Linked DNA regions of Mus musculus: region 2 is linked to region 1. The links are chromatin loops, found by intact Hi-C in ENCODE. Cell type or tissue: heart. All regions are shown on one strand.

Evidence for each region. A loop is a pair of places that touch in the nucleus more often than their neighbours do. Peaks named below come from ENCODE experiments on the same cell type or tissue, not always from the same donor. Only the 100,000 strongest peaks of a DNase experiment are listed, where the experiment ranks them.
Region 2: a loop joins it to region 1, with 2.7 times the contacts of the local background. A loop is called at or near these places in 3 of 42 quality-filtered maps.

The regions. Positions count from the first base shown.
Region 1 is chr12:73,688,789-73,696,788 of GRCm38, forward strand. Prkch (protein kinase C, eta) reads left to right here. Exons shown (of 14, transcript NM_008856.4): 3 at 2,760-2,910; 4 at 4,144-4,178; 5 at 7,399-7,487. Among named protein-coding and RNA genes, the nearest start is that of Gm34189, 89 kb to the right of the region's middle. In heart, CTCF peaks have their summits at 737 and 4,777 (motif pointing left); DNase peaks (open chromatin) are centred at 3,746 and 4,743.
Region 2 is chr12:73,007,721-73,015,720 of GRCm38, forward strand. No RefSeq gene overlaps it. Among named protein-coding and RNA genes, the nearest start is that of Gm51264, 34 kb to the right of the region's middle. In heart, no CTCF peak of the experiment used is centred here; DNase peaks (open chromatin) are centred at 4,611 and 4,891.

The DNA.
Region 1 (8,000 bases):
TATCTTCTTGAGACAGAAGACATGAGAGAGAAGTGAATTAGGTAGTACAACAGAGACTGCAAACTCCTTCCCAAAAACAGCTGTAAGTTTTACCTGTGTCTGGGCCTCTGAGTTCAATGGCCTTTTATCCAGATTCACTTTGGCTCTTCTTGCATATTCTTCGGGCTTCCTAATATAGACTCTAATTCCCCCTCTGTCTTTTATTAGTGGATGTTAGCGTATGAAACAGGGTTTCCTTATGCCATTTCCATGCGTGAATATAAGAAACTTGGATGAACTGATCCCTTCTGTGACCCATGCTCATCGATAGTAGTGTCCCCTTTGCTTCCAAGTGCGTCTAGATTATTGTCAATGTAAGAACTTTTAAAATTGAGGGTCTCGCTTTGTTACCCAGATGGTCCTCAGTGCTCTGGGCTCAAGCAGCCCTCCTGCTTCAGCCTCCTGCATACTGGGGCTATAGGTGTACCATAGCACCTAGCTGACCCAGGTTCTCCTGGAGCAGATTGCAGTACGTATACCTGGATAGACTGTATGTTCTTGCTTACTGGCATATTTTTATATAAAACCAAAGATCCTTCAAGTGGTTTCCTGAATGTAAGAAAATACACATTTACACTTTGAAAGATATTAGTCCTCACCGCCAAATATCTCTGAAATAGCTTCCGTCTTTAGTGCTATGGATTGATGCTTCGTGCTGAGTGTTTTGAATGTGCTCTTTGTTGCCCCTTCCTGGACAGAGCTAGGAAGGCAGTGCTGCCTGCTTGGTACATGGGAGTGCTGAGGCTTTGTACCGAGAACATACCATAAGTCCTGGACATTCAGGATCCCAGTTTATCCTTCCACCAACCACTGTCAGGTGCACACACAAGTCTCTTCATATTTATGAATTTAGGAAGTAGAGCAAAATTTAGTTTTGTTCTTAAGTGACTGTCTTACATAGGATTCGATACCTTGACATGTTTACTGGCTAGCTGCGAAGTTTTTAAATTGTCTTTTATAATCTCAGCCTTATTTTTATGAGATTGTTCACTTGTTTTCCTTATTGGGTCCTTCGAGTTCCTCCCTCCTTCCCTCCTCCCCTCCCTCCCGCCTCTTCATTCCCTAGGGTCTAGGGTGTTCTAGCCAGGTGCTTTCCCATCAAGTTGTAGCTCTAGTCCTCTTTTAAACTTTTTATCTGGAAACAGGATCTCACTAAACAGCCCAGATTAGGTTTGAATTCACCAAATACCCTAGGCTGGTCTTGAACTTGTGACCTTCCTGGCTCAAGCTCCCAGTTAGCTAGATTTCAGGCCTGTTCCACTATGACAGGCTGATTTCTACATGTCTTATGTAGTAACCCTCTCCCTTGTATGGCAAACCCCTTTTCTCTTCAGTTTGTTTCTATCAACTCTTTGTGTGCTTTGCCAAACAGAACTTTATATATCTAATTGTGAATCCGTTCATCTTTTAAGGCCTGAGTGGTTGGCTACCCTTCTTCCATCATAGGAGTATAATATTTTCTATGCTTTCTTATGTTTCTATAATTCCTCAATAACATTTATTTGTGATTGACTCCATTGGGTTTTGTCACTTTGACACAAACCTAGACATATCGAGGAAGAGGGAATCATAATTGAAAAAAACAATGCCTCCGTAAGGCAAGTTTCTAGAGCATTTTTTTTTTTGATTAATGGTTGATGTGGGAGGGCCCAGTCCACTGTGGGTGGGGCCATTCCTAGACAAGTGGTTTTAGATGGTATAAGAAAGCAGACTGAGCAAGTCATGAGAAGCAAGCCAGTAAGCATCATTCCTCCATGGCCTCCGCTTCAACTCCTGCCTCCAGGTTCTTCTAGTGTTTGAGTTCCCGCCCTGGCTTCCCTCAGGGATAGAGCGTGCCCTGAGAGTTATTAGCTGAAGTAAACCATTTTCTTCCCAAGTTGCTTTCTTTGTCATGGTGTTTTATCACACTAATAGACACCCTAAGTAAAATCATTTTAGATACTGAGAACAGTTACAGCCAGATTGCAAACCCTTGTGTTTTGCTACACAGAGGGTGATGTAGTTAATAATCTTGTATTATATTAATCACATTGCTGTAAGAAAGGGTTTGGAATGTTCCCATCATGAAGAAATGATAACCGTTCGAGATGATGGGTAATCTGCTCATGCTGTGTTGAGCAGCTCCTCAGGAATAGACAGATATATTGAAGCATGGTTCTGCACTCTATACAGCCTGTCAGTCCTCTAGCCTAGATTATAAAATTATTAATTTATTTTCACATAGGTTCTTACATGTTCTTTATAGCAGTGATTTATTTCAGAAGCATCCTGGGAACGTAAGCTGGCTTTAATCGTCACGTTTCTGCACGTGTTGGGGAAAGCCTAGTATAATGGCATGCAAAACATCCACTATCCTTAGATGCTGCACAGTGTGCAAGGAATTCAGTTAGGAGCCACTATTTTTATATATCAGTTTAGAAAAAATCGAACCCACCCACTTTTACCTAATCCAGATTAACATCGGAGGGTCTGTGCCGACTGTGTTTGGACAACCCCATCATTTGGGTTCTAAGGTTGGCAGAAGTGAAGACTAAATTGGTTTGCCAAGGAACCCTAAAGTTCCTCCTGTCTCTACACAAGTTCCTCCAGAGCTCAGATTACAGACCTGTGTTACCATCCAAGCTATTTAAGGGGATTTGAACTCTGGTCCTGATGATTGTGTGGTGAGTACTTTTTGAGTCATATCCTCAGCCCATGTCTTCCTTTCTTGTAACACACAGCCACTCTCCAGAGAGACCGCATCTTCAAGCATTTTACCAGGAAGCGCCAAAGGGCTATGCGAAGACGAGTCCATCAAGTGAACGGACATAAGTTCATGGCCACGTACCTGAGGCAGCCCACCTACTGCTCTCATTGCCGAGAGTTCATCTGGTGAGACAGCCTGCTTACCCCCACCCCACCCCACTTTCACCTCCATCCCTGGGCTTGCTGCTGGAGGCTTCTTTGGCTTATGTGTGGTTTCAGGAGAAAACATAATGGATACTATTCTTCAGATCTGACTTTTGCCTCCTATTCGATACATTGATCCTCTTTTAACAGGTTTAAACTCCTACTAAAATAATAGCAAAACTAAGTAATTTACGGACCCAAATGTTAGATATTATTTCGTATACTAGTTACTCTATTGAAGATGCTAATAGATGAAAGAGCATGAATCAGAGAGAGAGGAGAGTCAATCAATTGATAAATTAGAAAACCTGGCTGAGGAGAAAGGAAAATTATTTTTGAGGAAGTTATTAATGCTTTGAGGAAGGCATGGATCGTGTGATCAGTTATGAGGAATAATCGTGGTGAGAAAGCCTCGTTCTCAGTGGTGTCCAGACATATGGCATCCGGAGGAAGGCCATGGCGTCCAGTGGTCCTCTACCACCATCTCATCTCCAGCAGTTAGGAACTAATGTAATTAAAGGTTGAGAAATTCTAAAGACTTGGGGCACTGTCTTACAAGAAGTAAGCCTGAACAAGCCGTGGCAAGTCTATAGCAGAAAATAAATGTAAGCAATAATTACTTTCAAAGAGAGTCAAGGTTAAGCATACTTATGGCATTTGTAAACAGAATTACAACTCCCGACCCCAACACACACACACACACACACACACACACACACACACACTACCATAGAACACATCAGGGTGAGTCATAAATCAATATGAACAGAAAGGAGATGATGGCACCACGTCTGCCCCCCTGTGGATTTCAGCGGGAGATGTAGAGATAAGACAAGGGAGAGTGCTGGAGCCAGGTAGCTGCAGTGTGTGTGTGTGTGTGTGTGTGTGTGTGTGTGTGTGTGTGTGTGTGAGTGAATGGAGGAGCTGAGTTGCTTTTCACTAAGGATTTAGGAGACAGCTGAAGGGAGGAGAAACGGGAACCCTCACCACCTCCTGTTTATATCACCAGGAGCGGTCTAATCCATCAGCTGGTGTTCTTTGTGCCTCCTGGTAATAAACAAGGGCTCAGAACAGCACACTTTCTGTACCTCTTCCCCGAAGAGATGTTTTTCATAAGGGGCCAGGGAACACACTTCTTCTAGAGAAGTATAATTATAGATGTTATTACTGAACCATTTGACTGACAGTAATTTTTCTCCCTTTTGTCTTGAACAGGGGAGTATTTGGGAAACAGGGTTATCAATGCCAAGGTAAGAAAAACATGTTTACAACCGTGTTTAATTGTGCTTCTTTGTGAAAATATGATAACACCAACAGAAGACAGGCCAGGCTGCCTCCTATCAATACCATGATAACTCTCCGTAAGACACATGGTGCCCGTATGGCAGACTCTAGTTCGTACCAGACCCTGGACGTTTTTGACAGTATAGAGGGAATCTGTTCATTTCTAAAATCAACACCCAGAAGAGCTTTGCAGCTTAAAGTTCGCTCTTCAGTAACTTGAGAGAGCTAAGAAGGAGTCCAAGGCATACAAGGGTGAGTGTGCCCTTGAGTCTTGAAGATAAAAGTCTTGGTTTTTACATTGCACTTTTAACAAGATGAGATGTCGCATGCTGTGTTCATGTCACCTGCATAGGGAATGGATGCTCGTCTCCAAATTAGCTTTATCTTTTTAGCTTTCTGGTTTCAGAAACAAAACAGAACAAAACAAAAAACCGAGGGTCTGGAGAGGTGGTTCCCTGGTGAAGAGCCCTTGTTGTTCTTGCATAGTTTGTGAGGGTTCAGTCGTGAGCACCCCCACATGGCTGCTTACACTGTGCAAGTTTAGAGGATATGATGCCCTCTTCTGGCCTCCAGGGGTACTACATGCTTATGGCAAAAAATACACACAGGCCAAGCACCATAAACATAAAATAAATGGCTCAGCGGTTAAGAGCACTGACTGCTCTTCCAGAGGTCCTGAGTTCAATTCCCAGCAACCACATGGTGGCTCACAACCATCTGTAATGGCATCTGATGCCCTCTTCTGGTGTGTCTGAAGACAGCTACAATGTACTCATATACATTGGATAAATAATATTTTAAAAAATAAAGTAAAAAGTCCTCAGTTTTTTTTAATTAACTTCATTTTTAAAATGAGATATTAGCATGTACCAGGCCATGGTCTTGATCTGTAACTCAATGAATGAACGAATGTGAGAAAAAAATCCACAATTAAATACATTTTCAGAATTCTAAGGTAAAATCAACTTAGTATCATTCTTGAAGACTTAAAATTAAATAAATTCAAAGTGTGAAAGCAGCCTCCTTCTATGTAGGGGTGTGGGCTGGGTCCCCATGGCCTTCCGTGGGGCTCCCTTCCTGTTGCCCTGAGTTTGGTCAGTCTGTATCTGTAGTACTGGGCATCTTGACTTTCACTCTGCAGGTGACTGGTAGCCGTGCCATGTATTCTACAGAGCCGGTCCACATGTAAATAAGGAAAATCCTCTTTCTGTTTTGGAGGAAGCAATGCAATGTGGGTCGTGTCTCCCCCCCCCCCCCCCCCCCCCACTTAGGAGAACTGACTGAGACATAAGCTTGAATCTAAGTTATGTATGAAAATTTCCACTGAATTCTCAAAGTTAGAGAGAGCAAGCATAGCAATTGTAAGGGACCTATAAATGTGAATTCAGTCCTAAGTGAGAAAATAGCTCACAAGGTAGGACGATAACAGTTTTCAGCCTGGACCTGTCTAATATAGGGGTATGCTCTCTAGTGATATATATATCCATATATATATATCTCCATCATATACATTCTTATATAGATTGAGAAGCTCTAGATACACAAGGGTACCATTGACAGATTAAAATGTATGACTTAAGGGTACATCTGTTGTGTTGTTTTTCCTCTCAGCATGTCGCTGAGACATCTGATGGCTGACTTCTGGTGGGGCACCTGCTCTTTAAAGAACAGGAAAGAACACTAGTTAGGAGGCATGAGAAAGTTTTGTTTACATTTCACCGAAGAACGTAAAACCAAACGTGTGGTAGGAGAGAAGTATGCGGGCCCACCCTCATCAGAAGCACAGGGTGGTGTTTCCGACTAATCAGGCTTGAGGCAGAGGAAACGGCCAGAGCTAAGAAGGCCACTGTGTGTGTAGTAGTAACCGGGCCGGTTCTTCAGACAGACATGAATGTGGTTGGCGTGTACATACCTAACAGTGGGCAGGGAAGCACGTGAGAACAAGGCCCTTGGACCACAAGGGAGGTAGACAGGCCTACTGTCATAGCTGCTCTGTCGATCATTGCTGGCCTCGGCCAGGCCAGGCAGAGGAGCAGTAAGGCTTTGGTTGATCTAAACAGAGCTGTCACAGTGTGATCAAACTGACGTTGATGGGAAGCACCAGCCTGCAGCGTCAGACAACACATTCCTCCTAAGCTCACGTGGAACATTCACCAGCAGAGAACACCCGCTGGACCTTAAACCTACTGTAACAAACAAGAAACATACAGAAAGCACAAGACTCATGCTGTCTGGCCAGCCAGTGGCTCAGCAGGCAGGAGGCCGTTCCTGTGCAGCCCGAGAACCTGAGGTTGAATCCTGGATCCCACTAGGTGGCAGGGTAGATTCAGAGTTGTCCTGTGCGCGCACGCACACACGCACGCGCGCGCGCGCGCACACACACACACACACACACACACACACACACACACACACACCACACACACCTTGAACTCACATATCTCCACCTGCCTCTGCCTCCCAAGTGCTGGGATTAAATTCATGTGCCACCATATCCAGCTTCTTGCTCATTCCATATACACTACGACACCCTTATAGGGCTGCAAACGGGAAAGCATATTGTCAGAGTTCTAAATATTCACACAGCTGGTTGAACCGTTCTGCAAGTGTTTATTCAACTGCCCATTCAGCCCCCAGCATCATTCAGGGAATTCCGGGCAGGCCCCAGCCACATGTGGAAGATTTGAAGTAGGAGTCAGTCTGAGGGGCTGTAGGAAATCAGAGGAGGAGAGGCAGTTTGGGGTGAGATATTCTTTGGGTTTTATCTTGTCATAAGCATTAGATGCAGTTACCAGGTGAGTAGGCTATGTTGGAGAGGCAGAGAAAGGCCATACGTTTGGAACCGTGCTGGGTTTGAACACTGTTGATGGACATGAGAAACCCACTGGAAGTGTTCAGGCATGGACAGAAATGACCAGGGTTATACTGTGAAAAGATTTCTCTGAAGGATGGGGCGCAGTCAGGAAGGCGAGGACAGCTTAGGACAAGATGGCAGACAGCTTGGATGTAAACAAAGGTCTTGTTAGGATGGTGTCAGTAGATGCAGGAAGGATGAGGGCACTGGCTGCCAGGATGTGGCCAGACATCCAAGCCAAGTTTCTGGCATGGGCAGCTTTCGTTGACTGCTGCAACTGGCTGTCCTAGGAGGCTCTGATAAATGTGTAATTGCTGGATTTAATTTCCCAGTGTGCACCTGCGTCGTCCATAAACGCTGCCATCATCTAATTGTTACAGCCTGCACTTGCCAAAACAATATTAACAAAGTGGATGCCAAGGTAAGTGAGTGCTAGTTTGCTGACTAAGCACAATTCCCTCTGTGTGTGCTCTCTCTCTCTCTCTCTCTCTCTCTCTCTCTCTCTCTCTCTCTCTCTCTCTACTCTTCCCTACTCACCTCTCCCCACAGCCCTCCCATAGTCCTTAGGACCCACAACAGTGCTGCTGGAATTTGTATTTCTGTTCTTTGGCAGTCTGACCTCACTTTGCCTAGTGGTAACTTTGCCTCACTTCCACAGAATGCCTCCCCATAACTACCCATACTAACATAGTATATGGATAGTAACCCATAACTACCCATAGTAACCCATAACTATCCACAGTAACCTGTACTAACAGGAGAAAAGGGTTACTTTGTCTTGTGGTTTTAGATACTTCAGACTGAAGAATGGGGAGAGCTGTACAGAGCAGAACAGTTCCCGGCAGGGTGGAGAAGAAACTGATTCTGAGACTTAGGGTGGGGTATTACCTGCAAAATTCTGCCACTAAGAATGGACTTTTAAAAAGCTAGATCC
Region 2 (8,000 bases), 680 kb before region 1:
CTGGCACTTCAAAACCAATCATGTAGAAGCCAGAAGACCATCCTGTGCCTTCACAGGGACCTGACTCATATTTGCTGTTTGAGAAAGAGTGAGTGTACCACAGTAGGGCCACATTGTGGCCACCTCTCTGCAATTTTCTTGTGTCCTCCCACCCATTTGTTCACAATCCCAGAAGCACTGTATGATGGTTACCTAGGGAATTAGTTAAGCACACCTCTGGGAATGCTGACTTCTCCAGAGACAATTAGACACCAAAGACATTGGCTTCATGAGGGATTTGATCTACTGGGGATTCAAGTTTTGAAGCGGGAACTGGGAGGTGGTAGAGCAACAGAAGGCAGGGCCTTGTTGGAAGAGGTAGGCTGCTGAGGTGGACTATAAAGGTCTTGGGTCTGGGCCCTTTCTGTCTCTCCGCTCCACTTCCTGTCCACCTCTATTTCCTCCTCTACTTGCTCCTTTCTTCTGCTGTAATGTTCTACCTCTCTGTGCTGGCTAGTCTTACACCAACTTGACACAAGCTAGAGTTAGCTAAAAGGAGGGACCTCAACTGAGAAAATGCCTCCATAAGCTCTGGCTGCAAGGCATTTTCTTAATTCATGATTGATAAGGTCCCATGATAGGCAGTGCCACCCTTGGGGTGTTGGTCCTGATTCTATAAGAAAGCAGGCTGAGCAAATGAGAAGGAGCAAGCCAGTGAGCAGCACACCTCCTTGGTCTCTGCATCAGCTCCTCCCTCCAGGATCCTACCCTGTTTGAGTTCCTGCTCTGGCTTTCCTCAGAGATGCATGGAAATGTAAGCTGAAATAAGTCCATTCCTTCAAAAGTCGCTTTGGTCATGGCGCTTCATCACAGCAATAGCAACTGTAATTAGGACACCCACCATGGGCCCGGGATCAACGGAGCCAAAGGCCAGAGGCTAACAGAAACCAGAAGCAAAATACACGAAATACACGTTCTGCCTGTTTGTTGCTCTCTCAAGTATTTCAGTCATTGTTAAGCAAAAGTACTAACACATGCTGCCCCCGAGTTACAGAAGATTCCTGTTGCGTCCTACCAATTGGTCTCATAATTTTATGGTTCTGACAAAACCCAGCTCTGACCACAGGTCATTAGACAATCCAAAACTACAAGGGCTAGGAACTCGAAAGCAGCTGTTTTGTGAACGGTCTAGCATTCTCTGCTACAATGAGCATGGCCTTGAGCCAGAACCCTGTGGACATTTGTTGTGATTTCCCTATGAGAGTTTGCCGTATATTCTTTGTGACATCTTTTCTATCACCAGCACTTCCAGTTTTCATGTCATGTACCCCAAACAACAGGGCTGCTTTTCCCAGTCTGGACCTGCTGCAGATCCTTCCCTGAAAGAGTCCCAAATAAGCCTAGAAAAGCTCCCATGCCATTCAGCAAACAGGTCAAAACCTGACTTCTACCCATAGGCGATCTGCCCCTAAGAGCAGATTGACCTAGCGAGTGTATTGTTTCCTTTTTAGCATCAGGAAGATTTAAATTCTATTATTTATCCTTCGTTTTGGGGAGAATGCACTAGCACACTCCTGATTTCTGGGCATTTCTCTGAAACAATAGACCCTCGGACGTTTGGGAAGATTATCTCCTGTCTGCTGAAAGGCAGGTGTCTTAAAGTCCTTAAGGACTTGTCCCTTATTGCTCATTCAGTATGCTTAACACATCTTTGGTAAAGTGTGCAGATATGAAGAATTCTGAGTGAGAGAGAGAGAGTGACAGAGAGAGAGAGAGAGAGAGGAAACAACTTCTGGAAACAAGGGGAGAGTTGGCTTTAATAGAAGGGAAATGGTCATGTCTGCAGGGGCTGGAGATCTCAGGGGAATCCAATGATGTCCTGCCTCCAGTACATTAATTCAGATACAGATACCTCCATCCCCAGTCACAGGAAAGGCCCAGTCTGGGTCTAACCTGCACACCACAACCACATTGACTACCAGATCCATACTACCCTTCCATTTAAGTCTGCGCTCTGATAGCCATTTTTGCCCTCTGGCTGCAGAGATAAGAAACCCATTGCAGGCTCCCAAGGAAGCCCCAGGGTGAATGATTAATCAGGAGCAGATTTTCACTGCCCTGTCCCCACTGCATCAGTAGCCTCCAGCCAAAGCCATCCAAGTTGCCATCATTGTTATGTTTCCTAATTGCCTCAAGTTTACCAAACGCCTGTGAGACAGTCCCTGACAACACATTCCCTTCCTCAGGGCCCTGTGACAGTTTACCCTCTATTGAAAATCACTTCTGAGTCTGTAGGAGCTGCCAGGATCCCATCTATCAGAAATCCCCTTTGTACTGCCAATTGGCAAGTGGGACACCCAACTCCAAAATCCCATTTTAGATTCTGCTTGCTAGGATCACTCCTGGTAGACCCTCAGCTCTCCTAGAACATCCTTTCCCTGAGACTTGTGTTCAATTCTCTGGTCGGGGGAACCTCAGGAAGACACCCTAAAGGGAATCGAAGAAAAGAAGACCTCTGACATCTCAAATCACCTTGCAGAGCTTGGAAGTTGGGCTCTCCTTTCAGAGTTGTCTCAAAGCGAAGCAAGAGGGCCAGGCATTTTTACCCTCTGAACCACGTGTTGTTCAGGGCATGAGACCTTAAAAGCTCACACTCCCAGCAGTCACAGAAAAGAGCATTCTGATCATGAAGAGAGCAGAGAAGAGAAGCAAACCAACTGGACCCGAACATTTAGAGGGAAGAGGGAACAGACACTATTATCACAGGAGGATAAGAGCTTTAAGAACAGATCAACCAAAGGTAATGTGTTGGTTTGGCTTTGATCCCAGCCCATACAAGCCAACTATAAGAAAAGAATCTGAGATAATTAGAAAAGTCTGTGCAGACTTTGTGTTGGCCTGTATTACAGACTTATCATTACCTTTGCTGCAGGTCATAATGGCCAAGCAGCTATGTAGAGAGAACCTTTGTCCACTTGCAGTGCATACTGAAGTGCAGAGGAAATGTCTTGACATGTTTCAGGGAAATACTGGAGGAAAAGATGTTTAAAGATTGATTTAGGGGCTAGAGATATGGCCAAGAGCATGTACCAGGAAGCTCGCAGCTGTCTGTAACTCAGGTTTCAGGACCTCCAGTGCCTTTGGACTCCTAGGGCAATTGCACTCATGTCCACACACCTACACACACACACACACACACACACACACACACACACACACACATTAGGGTGGGGTGGAGTTAAGAACATAATAACATTTCTTATGGAGGAAAAATAAGAATTAGCCAGATGGACTCTGTTGGGTATCCCAACACCATAATCAGGAACCAACCAAACCTTCTTCTCTCTGTCTGGCTGTATCAGGGTATTGACTGTGGGCCACACCAGTGTCATAGTTCTTCACGGCTAGTTTGATCTGGTACTCCTTGGCCTTGACATTCACAATGAACACAGCGTGCTGTTGTCCGTCTTCAGTCTTCTCCAGGGCGGACTCGGCGGTCAGGGGTGTATGGTGTGATAGCTTGGTGCCCCAGTTTGTTTCTCCTGGGTGCACTCTTTTGGGGATATTTGGGCGGCTTCCTCGGGGTCCTTGGCCGCCCCGCCTGAAAGTGGGTTATGTGCAGATCTTCTTTGTTGTGGTGATGGACTTCCAGCACCGCTTTCTTAGCTTTCAAGGCTTTTGGCTTTGGCTTTGGCTTTGGCTTTGGCTTTGGCTTTGGCTTTGGCTTTGGGAGGGGCAGAAGTTTCCTTCTTTGCTTTCGCTTTCAGCTCCATCTTGGCAAAAAGGCAAAATAAGTCTTTTTAGAAAAGATTACATGTTGATAATTATTGACGTTGAGTGACAAGCAATGAACATTTATTCTGACATTATCCTTATGTTTTCTTGAAATTTCCATACAGAAATAACCAGGTATGGTGGTTTACACCTATAACCTACACACCTGAGAGGCTGAGGCAGTAGGATTCTAAGTTCAAGGGTAGCCTGGATATATACTGAGACCTTGCCTCAAAAAGAAAAAAAAAAATTAAAACGTACTGTTGTCCAGACATGGTGGTACAGGCCTTTAATTCCAAGAACTTGGAGGCAAAAGCAGGTGGATCTCTGTAAGTCTGAGGCCAGCCTGGTCTATGTAGTGAGTACAGGATAGCCAAGGCTCTGTAGGGAGACCCCTCATCAATAATAATAATGATGATGACATATAGTTACTAATTATGGCATATTACTAACTATTCCTTATATATATCACAAAACCCATTGCTGCAGTCAAACCCCAGGTTCCTTTCTGTGGTGTTTCCAAAGATAGATAACTATATCTCAATTTAAAACACTAGATATTAATTTCAAAAAGACACAACTTTTAAAACTGCAGCTGGAACACTTAGAAACTGTTTAAAGGTAGAGATCTTTTTCATACGGGCTCAATAAATTATACTCAGAGCCTAGGACATGACTTAGCTCCGGGTAAGTGATGAATAAAAGTCTGTGGAAATTAAAATGACAGAAATATTCCCTGGGCTCCCCTTATGTCACCGTCCACCACTCCCTTAGTTTTTTCCTAGGCTTTAGATTGTCTGGATTCCACTTAGACTCTGTCCCCTGTGGGCCAGGGTCAAGAGTTCCCCTGTCTTGGCTTTTGGCCTTGTGTGAGCACTGGCTCTTCATCTGTAGCTATTATTCTTATTGCTATTATCAACAATGGCATCCTCCTCCTAACCCAATCGCCACACACACCTCCAAGTGGGTGTTCTGCAGCAGAGAAGAACCTTGTATGTAAACCGTGCTGGAGAGAAAGCAGGAAGTTGAAAAGGGGAAAGCTTAGCTTCAACACTACGAGGCAGAGACTGGAAGGGAGGGAAAGAAGGGATTGGGCAGATCCAAAAACCCCCGAGGACTCGTGGGAAACAGTGTCAGACTCCCAGCCAGGAACTGAAGTGTGTGTCTGCAAAATATGGATAGCCGAGCAACTGACCACTTGAACCTCCCAACATCCTTTCTCCAGGGCTCTTAAGAGCTGCCCTCCCACACCTCGCCCCCTCCCTTTCCCCTGCAAAGTCCAAGATCAGCAATCAGTGTTGACATCAACGTGCAAAGGGCTTACAGCCCCCAGGTAAAACAAAAGACGCCCGCAAAAAGGAAAATGAGAAAAAGAACCCAAGGAAAGATCATGATGGAAAAATAAACATGTGCAAAACAAACATCCACAGAGAGGAGAAGGAGGAAAACCAAAGAGACAAGATCAGCCAGAAAAAACAAGAACAAAAACAACAAGAAAAGCCAAGAACGGGGGAGGGGGAGCTGACTAAAATAAAACACAGGCGTAATCCTTCATATAAAACAGTAGAGAGAGAAGGGATGGGGCAGAACGAGCACCCTGCACAGGCCTGAGCACTTCTGCATGCACCATCTCAGTTAATCTCCATACCAACACCCCAACGTGGATACAGCTATGCTTTCCACAGTGAACACTGAGGCTTACCAAGTTATGTTACAGGTCTACACAGTTTTAAAGGGTTGGTGGCACACACCTGCAATCTCAGTACTCAGGAGGCTGAGGTAGGAGGATCGTGAGTTCAAGACCAGCCTAGACTACATGGTGAGCCCCTCAAAAACAAGGGGAAAAAGTGGTAGGATAGAGTCTAAACAGAACCCTGCTGCTTTCAAACTTGATGTCTCCTGCAGCCTACCCTGGATTTGAAAAATAGGATAAATATGACTTTGAATTTTAGTTGATTATATTCTCTAATATTAACAACCATATACTCAGTGATTTCTTAATTTTACAGTGTGTTGCTGAGGTCAAACCCAGGGCCTCATGCATGCTATGTACCTATTCTTCCACTGAGCCACACACTCAATCCTTGAATAATTTCTTGAAATTAATCCTCAATGTTTTTATTTATTATTGTTTTTAAATTTCTTACCATTTTTTATTAGTATTTTATGTGTGGGGGTGTTTTACCTACATGCTACATGTATGTCTATATGCCACTCGGTGTGCCTGGGGCTCACGGAGGCCAGAAGAGTGTGTCAGACTCCCTGGACCTGGGGTTACAGGTGGTTATTAATTACCCTGTGGGTGCTGAGAATCAAACCCCAGTCCTATGCAAGAGCAGCCAGAATTCTTTACCATTGAGCCACCTTTGCAGTTCCTGCTTTAATTTCCTTAAAACCAAATCTTTATTAATTATTAATAATATTAATAAATGAATATTAAACGACAGAAATGTCTCTAAAGTGTGTTGCCAATGGCTGTGCATAGCTGGTGTGTGTTGAGGGCCCTGGATGGCATATCTCTTATATCTGAATTAAATCATAGACTCCCAAGTGGGCAGGAACCTCACATTAAATGTTTATCTTATACAAAATAATACATCGTCTTAGAGCCCAAAGCTACTGTCAGATGAGTTGAACAACTGAACCAATACCAGGCCTGATTGCCTGGTGACTTAGGGTTATAAAATACTCCTTTTCTTGTGTTAGGAATGCAGTTCAATGGTAAAGTGCTTGCTTACCAAGTTCAAGGCCCTGGGTTGGATCCTAGGCATCAAAAGAGAAAGAAAGAGGGGGTGGGAGAGAGAAAGCAGGGTGCTATAGCCAAGTTCCAGAGCTAAGCTTTTTCAGCAAGGGAGGTGCCAATACTCGGGAACAATCAGAAAGAGTCTCGACCTCTCAGCCACCCCTGGGTGCCTTTGCTGCCTCTCCTAGGTCTTTTCTCTAGTAATGGTTGAGGTTTCCCACTTCCTGTATGCCACACTTAACTGTACCGCCTGCATGAGAAGGGGAGAGAGAATGTGCAGGCCAGGTGGCCACAAGCCTTGTCTTCCAATTCTTCAGCTGGTGGCTGTTCAGCTACAGAGGTCCTTCCCCTTCAACATGACTTTACAGGCCCTTCATGTTTACTGGCTGGGCTCCGAATGCAATGTTGATTTTCCTGGTTCATAAAGCCAAGCAGAGCTTCTGCTTGCCAGACAGGTGTATTTGTTTTTGAATGATAAGGACACTCACTCACTCTGTTTAGGCTAATAATAAGCACTTCAGAAATCCTTATAAGTCTGGAAGCGGAAAGAACAACCTTCAGTTGTGGAGTCTGTTAATGGAGTCCTTGTCCTCTGAGAATGCAGGGTCTTGGTCCAAAGCTGGGTGCTTGCTGGCTGACCCTGCTGGCAAGCAAACCCCATGTAATATTGTCTTTGAAAGCCCTCTTCCATCAAAAGAATCCTCAAATTGTGTTTAATGAGTAGTTCTACAGTGAAGAGAAAACAAATAATAAACAGGAGGATGGTGGCCCCAAAGACACCAGAAGAGTCCGCAGCAAGAGGGAGGCACCCGCTCCCTTCAGCCTCATGGCCTAGACGGAGAGTGGACTTTGATGAGACTTGAAACAGTAGCCAGGGAAAGCAAGTGTGGCAAAGGACAGTTGAAAAAGCTGCAGAACTCTTGTTCCTGAACCCACCTAAAGACCCGATATTTCAAAAGAGGAAGCTTGTAATGGGACATGTGCTCAAGTCACTTTTCTAACCCTCTGCATTGGTTATCAGAGCTATGGCGGATGATATCCAGAGTCCAATCGCAACAGCACTGTGAGCCCGGAAGGCAGCCTCCCACCAGGCAGGGATGCTGGACTCAAGTTCAGTGACCTTATACCTCAGTCCCAGTTCTGCCCTTAATTCTCAATCAACCCATTGCTGTTGAGTTTGTCTCCACCAACACACGTCAGTGCAAAGTGACTTGCCTTGGCTGCCGTCTGGTGAGTCTGCAGTCACTAGCTGCAAGATGGCTCCTCCCTTCTGAGCTCACGTGCTCAGGTTATCTTAGTAGAAGGAGGCACATCTCAGGCCCACTACACACACACACACACACACACACAAATACACTCATACATACAAAGATAATACATAGCTAGGCCGTGGTGGCGCATGCCTTTAATCCCAGCACGCGGGAGGCAGAGGCAGGCGGATTTCTGAGTTCGAGGCCAGCCTGGTGTACAAAGTGAGTTCCAGGACAGCCAGGGCTAGAGAAAC